2 separate regions of the Homo sapiens genome follow, and region 2 is linked to region 1. A link is a contact called in ENCODE Hi-C data. All regions are on one chromosome and are shown on one strand. Each heading gives the region's core, a stretch centred on a gene start or an enhancer-like site at or near the end of the contact. The rest is flanking DNA. Distances are from core to core; before and after follow the strand shown. Region 1 holds the start of SPCS1 (signal peptidase complex subunit 1). Region 2 holds the start of RPL29 (ribosomal protein L29).

The links. Hi-C counts contacts between places; a loop is a spot of excess contacts on that map. Pooled maps may share reads with other maps.
Region 2: a loop to region 1 is called in a map of CD4-positive, alpha-beta T cell, with 4 times the contacts of the local background. The contact joins the promoter of RPL29 here to the promoter of SPCS1 in region 1. A Hi-C loop is called at or near these places in 1 of 168 maps with a recorded cell type or tissue (CD4-positive, alpha-beta T cell), 1 of 37 single-sample maps with no recorded cell type and 6 of 50 pooled maps.

What each region holds. Positions count from the first base shown.
Region 1 is chr3:52,703,015-52,709,430 of GRCh38, forward strand. It overlaps SPCS1 (signal peptidase complex subunit 1), which reads left to right and starts at 3,092. Exons shown (of 4, transcript NM_014041.5): 1 at 3,092-3,268; 2 at 3,630-3,689; 3 at 3,779-3,865; 4 at 4,673-6,416. The coding sequence starts at 3,233. The coding sequence ends at 4,798. GLT8D1 (glycosyltransferase 8 domain containing 1) reads right to left here and starts at 2,777. Exons shown (of 10, transcript NM_018446.4): 1 at 2,433-2,777. NEK4 (NIMA related kinase 4) reads right to left here. Exons shown (of 16, transcript NM_003157.6): 16 at 5,430-6,416. RefSeq lists silencers at 2,504-2,673, 4,860-4,949 and an enhancer at 4,620-4,689.
Region 2 is chr3:51,994,436-52,000,851 of GRCh38, forward strand. It overlaps RPL29 (ribosomal protein L29), which reads right to left and starts at 1,460. Exons shown (of 4, transcript NM_000992.3): 1 at 1,422-1,460; 2 at 990-1,034; 3 at 607-671. The coding sequence starts at 1,026. RefSeq lists an enhancer at 1,405-1,564.

The DNA.
Region 1 (6,416 bases), core at 1,842-4,341:
TGATCCACCTGCCTCGGCCTTCCAAAGTGCTGGGATTACAGGCCTGAGCCACCAGGCCCAGCCCACACACACCTTTCCAAAGCAGTATATATGAAGTACAACGTGTCAGTGAACTTCTTCTCATATACATCAGGGCGCCGTGGCTCACGTCTGTAATCCCAGCACTTTGGGAGGCCAAGGCAGGTGGATCAAGAGGTCAGGAGTTCGAGACCAGCCTGTCCAAGATGGTGAAACCCCATCTCTACTAAAAATACAAAAAATTAGCCAGGCATGGTGGCAGGTGCCTGTAATCCCAGCTATTTGAGAGGCTGAGGCAAGAGAATCCCTTGAACCCGGGAGGCGGAGGTTGCAGTGAGCTGAGACCGTGCCACTGCACTCCAGCCTGGGCAACAGAGTAAGACTCTGTCTCAAAAAAAAAAAAAAAAAAAGAGAAGTATATACATCAGTATATACCCTAAGTCATATGCCTCTATCACATTATGGGCTGACCTTATCTACAGAAGCTGGCAGAGGGGAGCTGTTCGGACAAAGCCCCAACATCTGCCTGCGATGAGGCAACTTCCACCACCACTGAGAAAACGATCTTGCACTCAAATAAATCCCACTTAATTAATGGTACAAGAGATAATGTTTTTAGTTTCTTGACTTCCAGTTAGCAGTTACGGGATCAAGAGGCACACTTGGCTGGAAACAAGAAAAACACAATTCTATCAAGTATCTGACATACTTAAGTAGACTGGCAAGGCAGAAACCAGTTGCTCCTAAAACTTCCACAGTTACCTACATGCAAAACGCCAGTTATCATGGAGTACGTCTAATCCATATTGTCTTTCCTGGGGCTATTCCTGGTAAGAGAGCTTTCCTGATCTGGTTAGAAGGAATTCTCAAAACGAAATTGCACACAGACGCTGGATCTGTAATAGTTAACTACATTTTCGTAAGAGTATATAATTGTGTACAATTTGATTAGCAACACAGTTGGTCCTCAGTATCAGTCGGGGATTGGCTCCAGGACTCCCCATGTATACAAAAATTCACGGATGCTCAAGTCCCTTATGTAAAATGGCATATTACAGTCAGCCCTCTGTATCTGTAATTTCAGTCCGTGGTTGGTTGAATCCAAGGATACAAAACTGTGGATACAAAAAAAAAAGACCGCACTGGCCGGGCGCGGTGGCTCATGCCTGTAATCCCAGCACTTTGGAAGGCCGAGGTGGGTGGATCACTTGAGGTCAGGCGTTTGAGACTAGTCTGGCCAACACAGTGAAACCCCGTCTCCACTAAAATCACAAAAATTAGCCGGGCGTGGTGGCGCATGCCTGTAATCCCAGCTACTCAGAAGGCTGAGGCAGGACAATCCCTTGAACCCAGGAGGCGGAGGTTGCAGTGAGCCGCGATCGCACCACTGCACTCCAGCCTGGGCAACAGAGCGAGTCTTCGCCTCAAAAAAAAAAAAAAAAAAAAAAAAAGACCACACAGAGATATATCTATTTATACACACAACAGAAAGTCTCTTCAAACACACCAAGAAATACAGAGCATGAGAAGGAAACAGGAATAAACTCTTGCCCATCCCTCTTTCTGCCTTCTACACGTCCTGAGTCCTTCTGAGGTCAGAAAAGTGTCAAACGTGTCTGCATTTTACTGTTTGGTCTCTGCCACGTGCAAGGATGAAAGGGCACTGAGGATATACAAACACTTTCTCCTACCCTTTCATCTGGCTGGCTCCCACTTGGCATTCAAAGGTCAAGGTAGCCTCCTCCAAACTCCACGTTGAGCTGCACCTCCCCTGAGCTCCCACATCTGGGCCTCCCTCTCCCAGGGCTAATCCAGCTGTCATGTATTTCTGGCGTGATGTGGCTGTCTCCCTTGACACGCTCTGGGCTCTTCCAAGGCAACAGCCTGGTCTTGGTAACAACCGTGTCCTCGGTCTGCTGTCTGGCACAAACAAGGTGCCGTGAATATTTGCTGGTTGCATGAATGAGGACAGCAGTCCCACCCTGTCCCGGGAGTGCCTAGAATTCCACTGTTTGTGGCCAACCCAGAATACATAACCTGGGGGCCGGAGAGCCAGCTGGGACCCAGAGGCCCGGGTTCCTCAGAACGGTTTCTCTCCAAAACGTGGGCATCCCACCTGGCTGACGGTAACGGAGGAGGGTCTAAGATTTAGAGATACACCAGCCTTGAAAGAGAGGCTGAGTGAACCTTTGGCTGGCCTCTATCGGGAGGGCCCAGCCTGGGTCTGTGAGGGTCAGTAAAGCCGGCCACAATGTGAGAGGGCTGAGTTCGGGAGCCCCCAGATGAGGGACTTTCTACGCGGATGAGAGGGACAGCCGAGCACCAGGGTCCCCTCTCCAAGGGAATTCTCTCTGTTGTGGATGCCGCCTAGGGTAGCCCCCCTAAATTCCAAGGGTCAGTAGGGCCCCCCTTACACTTTGAAGTGATCGGAAAGTGATGTGACGCTCCGGGGATCCCACCAGGCTCAGAGATACCCCTGGTTAGGGCTCCGACAAGTCGTTCCCCTCAAAGGCTCGCCGCGGCCGCCCTTACTGCAGGCGATGGAGGAGATGCGGATGCAGCCCGCGCCCCGACCCGCCCTGCCAGCTCAGCGCCCGCGCCGCAGGCCCCGGAGCCCAGCCCGTTGTCTGGCCGCCCGCGTTCCCTGCACGCTGGGCCGAGCACACTTGCCCTCTAGCTCCGTGGCAGCCGCGCAGCCCCACTACGCCCAGCCAGCCCGCAGCGGTAACCGCTAGAGCGTCGCGCCAAGCAGGCGCCGCGGGGCAGCCCTGCCGCCGGGGTCCTCGCAGGGAAAAAGGCCGTCGCCATGGAGACGCGGGGGCGCCGGCGGCCGTTGGGCCGCGCAAGTACTGTCAAGGACAGTTTTCGGGACGGGGGACGCGGCTCCAGGCACCCAACAGCACTGACGGCGAACACTTCACGGGCGCGCGATGCCTCGACAAGGCGGCCGCCACCACCACCTCAGCTGCCCTCGCGGGCAGCACGGCGCGGCAAAAGCGCACGTCGCCTAGCGATGGCGCGGGGCGGGGACACGGGCTGTACCGGCCCGTCGGAGACTTCCGCTTCCGGGGCCGCCGCCATCGCTCTCCCGGGCTTAGAAGGCCCGGCTACTGACGCGCAGTGCCAGACCTTACCCCTCACGGTCCTTAAGTCTCGGTCGCCCTCGCCTCGCAGCCTGCCACCCGCGCTCAGCTGCCCGCCTCCTCAGCCAGCCATGCTGGAGCATCTGAGCTCGCTGCCCACGCAGATGGTGAGGGCGCAACCCGGGGACCTCTGCACGCCGTTCTTGTGCCTGGCAGCTTCGAAGCCCATGTTGGAGCACCGACCCGGTGCTGCGCTGTTCCGGGCCCGGATGGTTACCGTCCACCCTCTTTCCCGAATTGCCTCCTGGGTCCCCTTCTCTTCTACTCCGCGAGAATCTCCTGTCCATTCTCCGTGAGGGTGTTTCAGTTCCTCCCGGGAAGCCCAGAATTTAATATCTTGCCCAGGCCCTTAGGAGAGCGGGAGACCCTGATGTTGGGGTTACCCTGTGCCAGAGTTGTGAGGTCAGGGCAGGAATTGTATGTTCTCGGCGGTGGAACCAATTCTTTTTTTCCTCTGCTTCACCCCAGGATTACAAGGGCCAGAAGCTAGCTGAACAGATGTTTCAGGGAATTATTCTTTTTTCTGCAGTAAGTATTGGTTTTACATTTAATCTCCGCCCCCGCCTCCCTCCCAACCCTCAGTTTGAGTGTGTTTAATATACTTCATTTGTCTCTAGATAGTTGGATTTATCTACGGGTACGTGGCTGAACAGTTCGGGTGGACTGTCTATATAGTTATGGCCGGATTTGCTTTTTCATGTTTGGTAAGAAATTTGTGGGTATTAGTGGCAGCTTGGGTTTTGTGAGTCGGGTTGGTTTGGTTAGACCTACTCAGTAGTGAGACCCAAAGCCAACGTTTCCCTCATCCTTCCAAACAGCGTTTCCCTTTGCTATCATTGGAAAAGTAGAATGCCAAAATAGTGTCAGATGGTGCGAACTATATAAAAGGACACAGCTTATTTCCTTTGGCGGCTACTCTGGCTAATAATCTTAAGGTCAAAGCCAGCAGGAGTTTTCATGGTGCTCACGTTGTCCCTTCACCTTTTATTTATTTATTTATTTAAATTTTTTGAGACGGAGTTTCACTCTTGTTGCCCAGGCTGCAGTGCACTGGGGCGATTTCGGCTCACTGCACCTTCTGCCTCCCGGGTTTAATAGATTTTCCTGCCTCAGCCTCCCGAGTAGCTGTGACTACAGGAGCCCACCACCACACCCAGCTAATTTTTGTATTTTTAGTAAAGACAGGGCTTCACTGTGTTGGCCAGGCTGGTCTCAAGCAATCCGCCCACCTTGGCCTCCCAGAGTGCTTGGATTACAGGCGAGAGCCACCACGCCTGGCCCCCACCTTTCTTTTAGGTCTTAAAGCCATTTGTATAGGCAGTGAGCCTGTTCCCATCATCATACAGTATTTTGCATGGATGGTGGCACAGAGCCTTTATAGGAATATGGATTTTTTTTTTTGTTTTTTTGTTCCCTCAGCATAGGAGTCATTTGGGAACCTGGCATTATACGTAATGATTTTTTAAACTTTTAATAGCTATAATTTATGCATTTCCTCTTTTCTGGCCCAGCTGACACTTCCTCCATGGCCCATCTATCGCCGGCATCCTCTCAAGTGGTTACCTGTTCAAGAATCAAGCACAGACGACAAGAAACCAGGGGAAAGAAAAATTAAGAGGCATGCTAAAAATAATTGAGGTTTTCATGATTCAGCACCTGCTTTTGTTTCTGTGAGATGAGCTAAATTGCTTTCATACCCCAGATAAGAGCTAAAACCACCTAATGCTCTTATGGCACAGCTGTGTATAGATTTAGTTCTCTTTATACTTCATTTCTAGCCCAGTTGGGTTTTGATTTATATAAGTAGTTTAGACCTTCTCTTCATAATCTTGCTCTGAGATGGGGAACAGAACACACAAGTATGAAGTTTCTTTCAGGTGTAAATAATGAAAAATAAATGCCTCATAAATGATAGTACAATGTAACTATCAAAGTTTTATAATTCATTATGAGTTAACCATTTTAATGTTTCCAATTAAACCTCATAGTGCAAGTTCTTTGTCTAAAGGGTCTTCTGTTGATTATTCTGCAAGGAAGATAATTAATAAAAGCCTAAGTTAGAAGTTCGTGCTTCTGGCCAGGTGCAGTGGCTCTCACCTATAATCCCAGCACTTGAGGAGGCTAAGGCAGGAGGATGACTTGAGCCCAGGAGTTTGAGACATTTCATGGTATGTAATTAATAGTTGTCATTAGAACATTAGTTCCATGAGAACGGGGACTTTGTTTTGCTCACTGCTGTCTACCCAGTACATAGAAGAGTACACGATGCATTGTTAAGTACTTAAGATTTATTGAATGAGAACTGCATTGTACAATATGGTGCCACTAGACACGTCTATTTAATTAAAATTAAAATATAAAACTCTAAAACTAGCCATGATTCAAAGGTTCAATAGCTATATGTGACTAGTGGCTACCATATAAAACATTTCCATCACAAAGTTCCATTTATCAGATCTTATATAGAACCTTGAATAAAATTTAATAGACAAGTGATTTTGTATTTAACATTTCACCTTTATTGAATGCCTATAAGGCCATTTGAATAACGGATCATGTACAAAGCAACAGGAAAAAAAAAACTGCAAGCAGTAAAGGTTGTGCAGGTGATATTCAGTAACACTGCAGTGTAGCCAGAGCAAGGACATAAAACTTCCTTAGCTTTGTAAGTCTGTGGAAATCAAAACTTCTAAAAGAGAAAACCGAAATCAGAATTACTGACACTTTAGGCCAGGCATGGTGCCTCAAGCCTGTAATCCCAGCATTTAGGGAGGCCAAGGCAGGCAGATCACCTGAGGTCAGGAGTTCAAGACCAGCCTGGCCAACATGGTGAAACTCCATCTCTACTAAAAATAACGAAAATCAGCCAGGCATGGTGGTGTGTGCCTGTAATCCCAGCTACTCGGGAGGCTGAGGGAGGGGAACTTGAACCCAGGAGGCGTAGGCTGCAGTGAGCCAAGATCGCACCACTGTACTCCAGCCTGGGCAACAAGAAGACTCCATCTCAAAAAAAAAAAAAAAAGAATGATTGACATTTTAGAACCAATGCCAAAAGAGTAACACATCAAAGTCTCTGAACTGTGGCCAAAGGTATATTCGGAAGAAAATTCACAGTCTTAAAGATGAGTTTTTAAATTAATTTAGGAAGATGAATTAAGCACTCAAGTAAAAACGATAAAAGTGGGAAGAAAAGATGTTTAAACAAAATAAAAATATACAGTATGGTAATTAATAAGAAAGTATGGGGGAAGTCAG
Region 2 (6,416 bases), core at 210-2,709, 710 kb before region 1:
TCCCCTCAGGGACACCCCCTCCCCTCTTTAGAAGAAGGTGTCAATTAAATACCAAGTCTGGTCCAAAAGACTTATAGCCAAGGTGGGATATGGGGAAACTGAGGCTCAGAGTTTGTGATTCACTCCACGGAACAGAGAGCAAAAGTAAAGGGAAGGAACAGACTGGGGACATGCTCAGCTCTCCCCTAGACCCTCCAGCCTTCTCAGCTAATCCTTAGAACCCCCTGACACAGGAAGAGAAGCTGACCCCAACTCCAGCACTGGGTCAGATGGAGGTCATAAGGCTGGTCAGTGTGGGAATGTGCCCTGCACGCACTCAGACAAGGCCACTCCTTACCCTAAGTGCCACTGCCAAGCAAGGGAGATAGCCAAACTGCCCTCAGGAGGCAGGTTACACCCTGACCAGAGGGTTACACTTCAGGCTGTGGAGACCAAGGAAAGCTTTATTATGGGTCTGGTAGGGTAGAAAAAGGAATTGCAGGCTTTGGGTGGGCCAGTTAGGCTGTGCTCAGGCAGAAGCCAAAGCTAGAGAAAAACTACATGAGAGGCCTTGACTGTGCACCTGGAACCAAGAAAAGACACTTCCATGTGATTCAGTGCACTCACCCCCTTAAGAGATTCGTATCTTTGTGATCGGGGTTTCTTGATACCATTTCTGTGCCATTTTCGGGCTGTGGGAGAAAAAAAGGGAATTAAGCCAACAAAGAACTTTCCTCTAATAAGACCACCCAACATCACAGCTGGCAAGTCTGGGAGAACCAACACTTCCTACAGCAGCTACACTTGAGATATGGGAAACCCTTACTACTAAATGCAAAACACTCTGTATCTCAAGTAGATCTCTAAACCTATAAACCCTAAAGTTATTACTGGGTGAAATCAATCAGCCTCAGGCCCACAATGGAAACGTGCCCCTTCATCTCTGTCCCAGTTTGCCTGAACCAGTCCTTGCCAGGGTCTGGGATGTAGGCAGGGCCCAAAAAACTTACACTGGTTGTGTGTGGTGTGGTTCTTGGACTTGGCCATGTCTGCACCTGGAAGACAAAAGTGGAGATCAGGGTTAAGGGCTCGCCAGGCTGGGCCACCTCTGCCCCCCCCATTCTGGTCAGAATGAGCCTGCAGGCAGAGAATGTGCAGCCTCCACGAGTCTCGGCTTACTCTGCACGACCAAACGCCAGTCCTGGCCTCCCAAACCCAGGTAATGATGCCCTGAAATCAACTCCTTACCCCCGGAAAGCTGCATTCCCCAATAAAGTGGCTTTCCCTGCCATCCCCCTCCTAGGACCTAGAAGCACCATTCCCACCCCGCAGCTTTTGCTCCCGACAGACACACGGTCGGTCACCAGTCCTCTCCGCAGCCCGCGCCCCGCCGCCACCCGTAAGTCGCGGATGGCATCGGATGCCGCGCGGCCAACACTCACCATAAGCCGCGGCTCCCGAAGCGCCTAGAACCGGAAGAGAAAGGGGCTGCGGTGCAGCACGGGAAATAGGGTCAACAACGCCGGAAAGTACTACTGGAAAAGCTTCCCCAGGCTCCGCGAAGAAAAGTTCCGAAGCCCGGAAGAACGCAAGCCAGACGTGGAGGCGGTGCTACGAGCTTGCCTCCGCCCCCTTCAGGCTGCCTCCTCCCTTCTCTGTTTCTCCAGGACCTGTCTCTTAAGTCTTATTCAAGATACTGAAAAAGAAAGGAGTCCTTGAGGGATGTTGTTGGGCAAGAAGATCTGTGTTCTTTTTCTTTTTTTTTTTTTTTGAGACGGAGTTTCGCTCTTCCACCGAGGCTGGAGGGCAGTGGCACAATCTCGGCCCACTGCAACCTCCGCCTTCCGGTTTCAAGCGATTCTCTTGCCTCAGCCTCCCGAGTAGCTGGGATTACAGGCGCCCACCACCACGCCCGGCTAATTTTTACATTTTTAGTAGAGACGGGGTTTCACCATGTTGGCCAGGCTGGTCTCGAACTCCTGACCTCGCGATCCGCTCGCCTCTGTCCCCCAAAGTGCTGGGATTACAGGCGTGAGCCACCGCACCTGGCCGATCTGTGTTCTTAAAAGCACCCCTGTAATCCCAGCACTTTGGGAGGCTGAGGTGGGCGGATCACGAGGTCAGGAGTTCCAGACCAGCCTGGACAACATGGTGAAACCCCATCTCTACTAAAAATCCAAAAAAAAAAAAAAAAAAAAAAAAAAAATTCACGGGGCGTGGTGGCACGTGCCTGTAATCCCAGCTACTCTGGAGGCTGAGGCAGGAGAATTGCTTGAATCTGGGAGGTGGAGGTTGCAGTGAGCCAAGATCGCACCATTGCACTCCAGCCTGGGCTACAGGGCGAGACTCTGTCTCAAAAAAAAAAAAGAAAAGCACGCCTGACTCTTTCGTGGAGAAGGAGCAGAGGGGAGGAAGGAGAGAGGGCTGCCTGGACCTGAGGGAGGACAGTGGGAATGCAGAGGAGTGGACAAAGAAAGAGTACTGGACTTGGGACACAGAAGATGAGGGAGAAAAAGGAGGCAAGGATAGCCCCTATGTCTTTGGCTTGACAACTGGGTGAATGGTGGGCTGTTTACAGAGATGGAAGATTGAGTGGGGAGCAGGGGCTTTGTTTGTTTTGTTTTGAGGGGGAATGATGAGCCAGATATTTTTGTTGGATGCATTAAATGTGAGATGCCTGTTGGACATCAGAATTGAGAAATTGTTGCCTCTAACAACTCTGTTGCCTTCTCCACCTCTTCCCCCTATAGTTCATTTTCCACACGGCAGTGGGGCTTGGGGACTTGTTTTAAGATACAAATCAGATCCTGTCCCTTAAATCTGCAAGGACATCCCCTTGCATTGAAGATCAATTCTTTACCCACTTGACCCTGACAACCTCTGTCATTTACTTCTCTCCAAACGCATTGCCTTTCTTTCCTGCCAACCACAAATGTGTGTTCTGCCTCAGGACCTTTGCACTTGCTATCCCAGCCACCTGGACTGCCCTTCTCCCTGCTTTTTGGATGGTGTGCTCTTTCCTATAGAGGCCTCCCTGGACTCCATTATCTAAAATAGAGAACCACTGCCTCATCTCACCAGTGATTCTGTGTCCTCTCATGGTTTCCTTTCTTTTCTATTCTTTTTTTTTTTTTCTTTTTTTTAGACAGTCTCACTCTGTCTCCCAGGCTGGAGTGCAGTGGTGCGATCTCAGCTCACTGCAACCTCTGCCTCCCGGGTTCAAGCGATTCTCCTGCCTCAGCCTCCTGAGTAGCTGGGATTACGGGCGCACACCACCACTCCCAGCTAATTTTTAAAGAATTATTTTTAGTAGAGACGGGTTTTCACCATGTTGGCCAGGCTGGTGTTGAACTCCTGACCTCAGGTGGTCTGCCCGCCTCGGCCTCCCAAAGTGCTGGGATTACAGGCGTAAGCCACCGTGCCCGGCCATGGTTTGCTTTCTTTATAGAACTTTCCCAGACTCTAATTGCATTGTTTACTTAGTTGTGTATGTGTCCATTATCATAGGAGCCCAGAGTTTGGGACTGGTTTGATCACCTTCATTTTCCCACTGCCTAACTCAGCATAATGTAGATAGAGCAAGAGCTTAATAAACACATGCCCAGTGAACGTTCCTTGACAAGCCAGGTTCGTGGAGTGACAGACGCATACTGCAGAGGTTTAGGGAGTGAAGCGGAAAGGAGGTTGTGGAGGCAGGACATGTGGATGACTCATTACCAAAGCATTCCTGAGAAAGGGGAGAGAATTCTGACAGGTGTGAGTTGGGAGAATGAAAAGCAGGCTTATATACTGATGGATGATCTGGTGCCAAGAAAGAAACAGCTGAGCCCAGAGGAGAGTGTCTCTGCAGGAATAAAGTCCCTGTGGGGTGCTGAGCACAGGTAGAGAACCTGGTGGGCAAAGACAGGGGCTACAGGAGGTGGGGGTGGTGTGATGCCTGACAGCAAGTCAGGACTTCAGCTCAGGAAGTTGAAGAGGTGGCTGTGGAGACTGGGACAGGGAGGAGGAGGTCTGACTGCCACATCCTTGAGAAAGAGAAGCCAGCAGGGTAGAGGCTGACAGCGGGGGCAGTGATGACTTTATTTATTTACTTTTATTTATTTTATTTATTTATTTATTTATTTTGAGACAGAGTTTTGCTCTCATTGCCCAGGCTGGAGTGCAATGGCGCGATGTTGGCTCACTGCAACCTCCACCTCCTGGGTTCAAACGATTCTATTGCCTCAGCCTCCCGAGTAGCTGGGATTACAGGCACCTGCCACCATGCCCAGCTAATTTTTGTGTTTTTAGTAGAGACGGGGTTCTACCATGTTGGCAATGCTGGTCTCGAACTCCTGACCTCAGGTGATCCACACTCCTTGGCCTCCCAAAGTGCTGGGATTACAGGCGTGAGCCTGTAATCCATGTCCAGCCTGTGATGACTTTAAAAGAACCAGGCTGCCCTGCTATGTGGCCTTCCAGCTGGGTAGCGACTCCCGCAGCTCCTAAAAAGTGAGTAGTGACTTGGTTTAGCTAGACTGTTACGACAGAGGCAGAAAAAGCAGTGAGCAGAAAGCCACGGTCTGACGGGGGAGGCAGATTCAGAGATGGACGATGGTCATGCAGTACCACTGGGGCTGTGTTAGGGATTGGCCCAGAGTTAAATCCCAGCTGTTAGGCAAGGGGGAGTCAGTGACAAGAATGAGGAACTTTGGCTGTGACCTGAGGGGACCTGTCCAGGAGCCAAAGGGGACCATGACCTGGAGCCACTGACCTGTCATGCTTTTCTTTTCTTTTTCTTTTTTTTTGAGACAGAGTTTTGCTGTTGTTGCCCAGGCTGGAGTGCAATGACACGATCTCAGTTCACTGCAACCTCCGCCTCCCCAGTTCAAGCGATTCTCCTGGCTCAGCCTCCTGAGTAGCTGGGATTACAGGCGCCTGCCATCACACCCAGCTAATTTTTGTATTTTTAGTAGAGATGAGTTTTCACCATGTTGGTCAGGCTGGTCTTGAACTCCTAACCTCAAGTGATCCACCCACCTTGGCCTCCCAAAATGCTGGGATTACAGGCGTGACCAACCACGCCTAGTCCCTGTCATGCTTTTCAAAGTGGGATGGATGGTAGGGTCATCCATGTCTATAAAGATAGTATTCTTTCTAGGGATAGTTTTCTTTATTTCTCCCTTCCTTCCTTTCTTCCTCCCTCCCTCCCTCCCTCCTTTCTTTCTTTTCTTCCTCCCTCCCTTTTTCACTCCTCTCTTTCATAAATGGAAACTTACACTATATGAACTCTTCTGTAACCTGATTTTATGCATTTAGTCATAATTTGTGGACATCTTTCTCTGCTCATGAAAATCTTTTGTAATCTTAATCTATTTTACATATTTTGAAACATTATTTTGAGAAGAGGTCAATAAATATCACCATATGTCAATGGAGTCTCTGGCACACACATACAAAAAGGCAAAGAACTTAACCTTTCCTCTAGGGTTGACACACTCTCACCCTCCATGAGTGAGTGGTTCTTGCTCCATCTCAAATCTGCCTGGAGGCCGGGCTCCACTTGCCTCCTCCATGGAGTAGACTTGGGCAGAGCCACTATCTGGACTCAGCAGAGCATAAGCCAGGTCTCTCTCAAATGCCTTGGGCACAAGGCAGAGAAAGATGTGAGCCTGGGTGACAAGATAGGGCTGGATGGGGCTGGATGTGATCAGCCCAACCCATGTGGCCTGCAAGGGTGTTGTCTTGACCAGGCCTTGTCCAGACCCATTACCCAATTCAAAGCCCGAGTAGGATCCCATAGTGTCTCCTCAGCAAAGTGATGGGGTTGGAGACCCCTGGGGTTGTTTTTGCAGTTCCTGTCACAGTCCCAGGAGTATATGGGGACCTGATACATGTTTGAGGAGTTAAATGTGCACATTTCACAAATCCAGGAAGATGACAGAATCAGGGTGGAGAAGCCAGCTGGCCTGGAGGGATTTCTCAGAGATAAGAGTCAGCTCTTCTCCTGGACCCAGAGCCTTGCTTGCCAAGCCTCAGTTCCCAGCGTAACGTGGGGATAAAAATAGTAATAACCTCTTGGGGCTAAACTGGATAATTTGAGTAAAGCACAGAACACTATGTTAAGTACACAGTAGGTGCTCAATCATTGTTAGTCCCATCCATGCATCTTCCCCACAAGGCCTCAGGTGAGGGAGACGGGGCTTGGGGAAAGAAAATCAGTGGCAAGTGGATGCTAAAAATAAGGACAAGATCCAAGGAACAACAAGAGAAAGCCAAGGTGGAGGAAAGTGGCGGTGCTCGCGGGGGCTGGGTCCCTTCAGCCTCTGAGGTTCCTGAGATACAGGGACTACCAGTGTTTTCAGGTAAGAGGGACTGTGAAGGTTGTCAGAACCAGGGTGTTTTATCTGGTTGTTTTACCCCCACAAGACAGAAGTGTGGAGGTGGGGTGGGCTTTG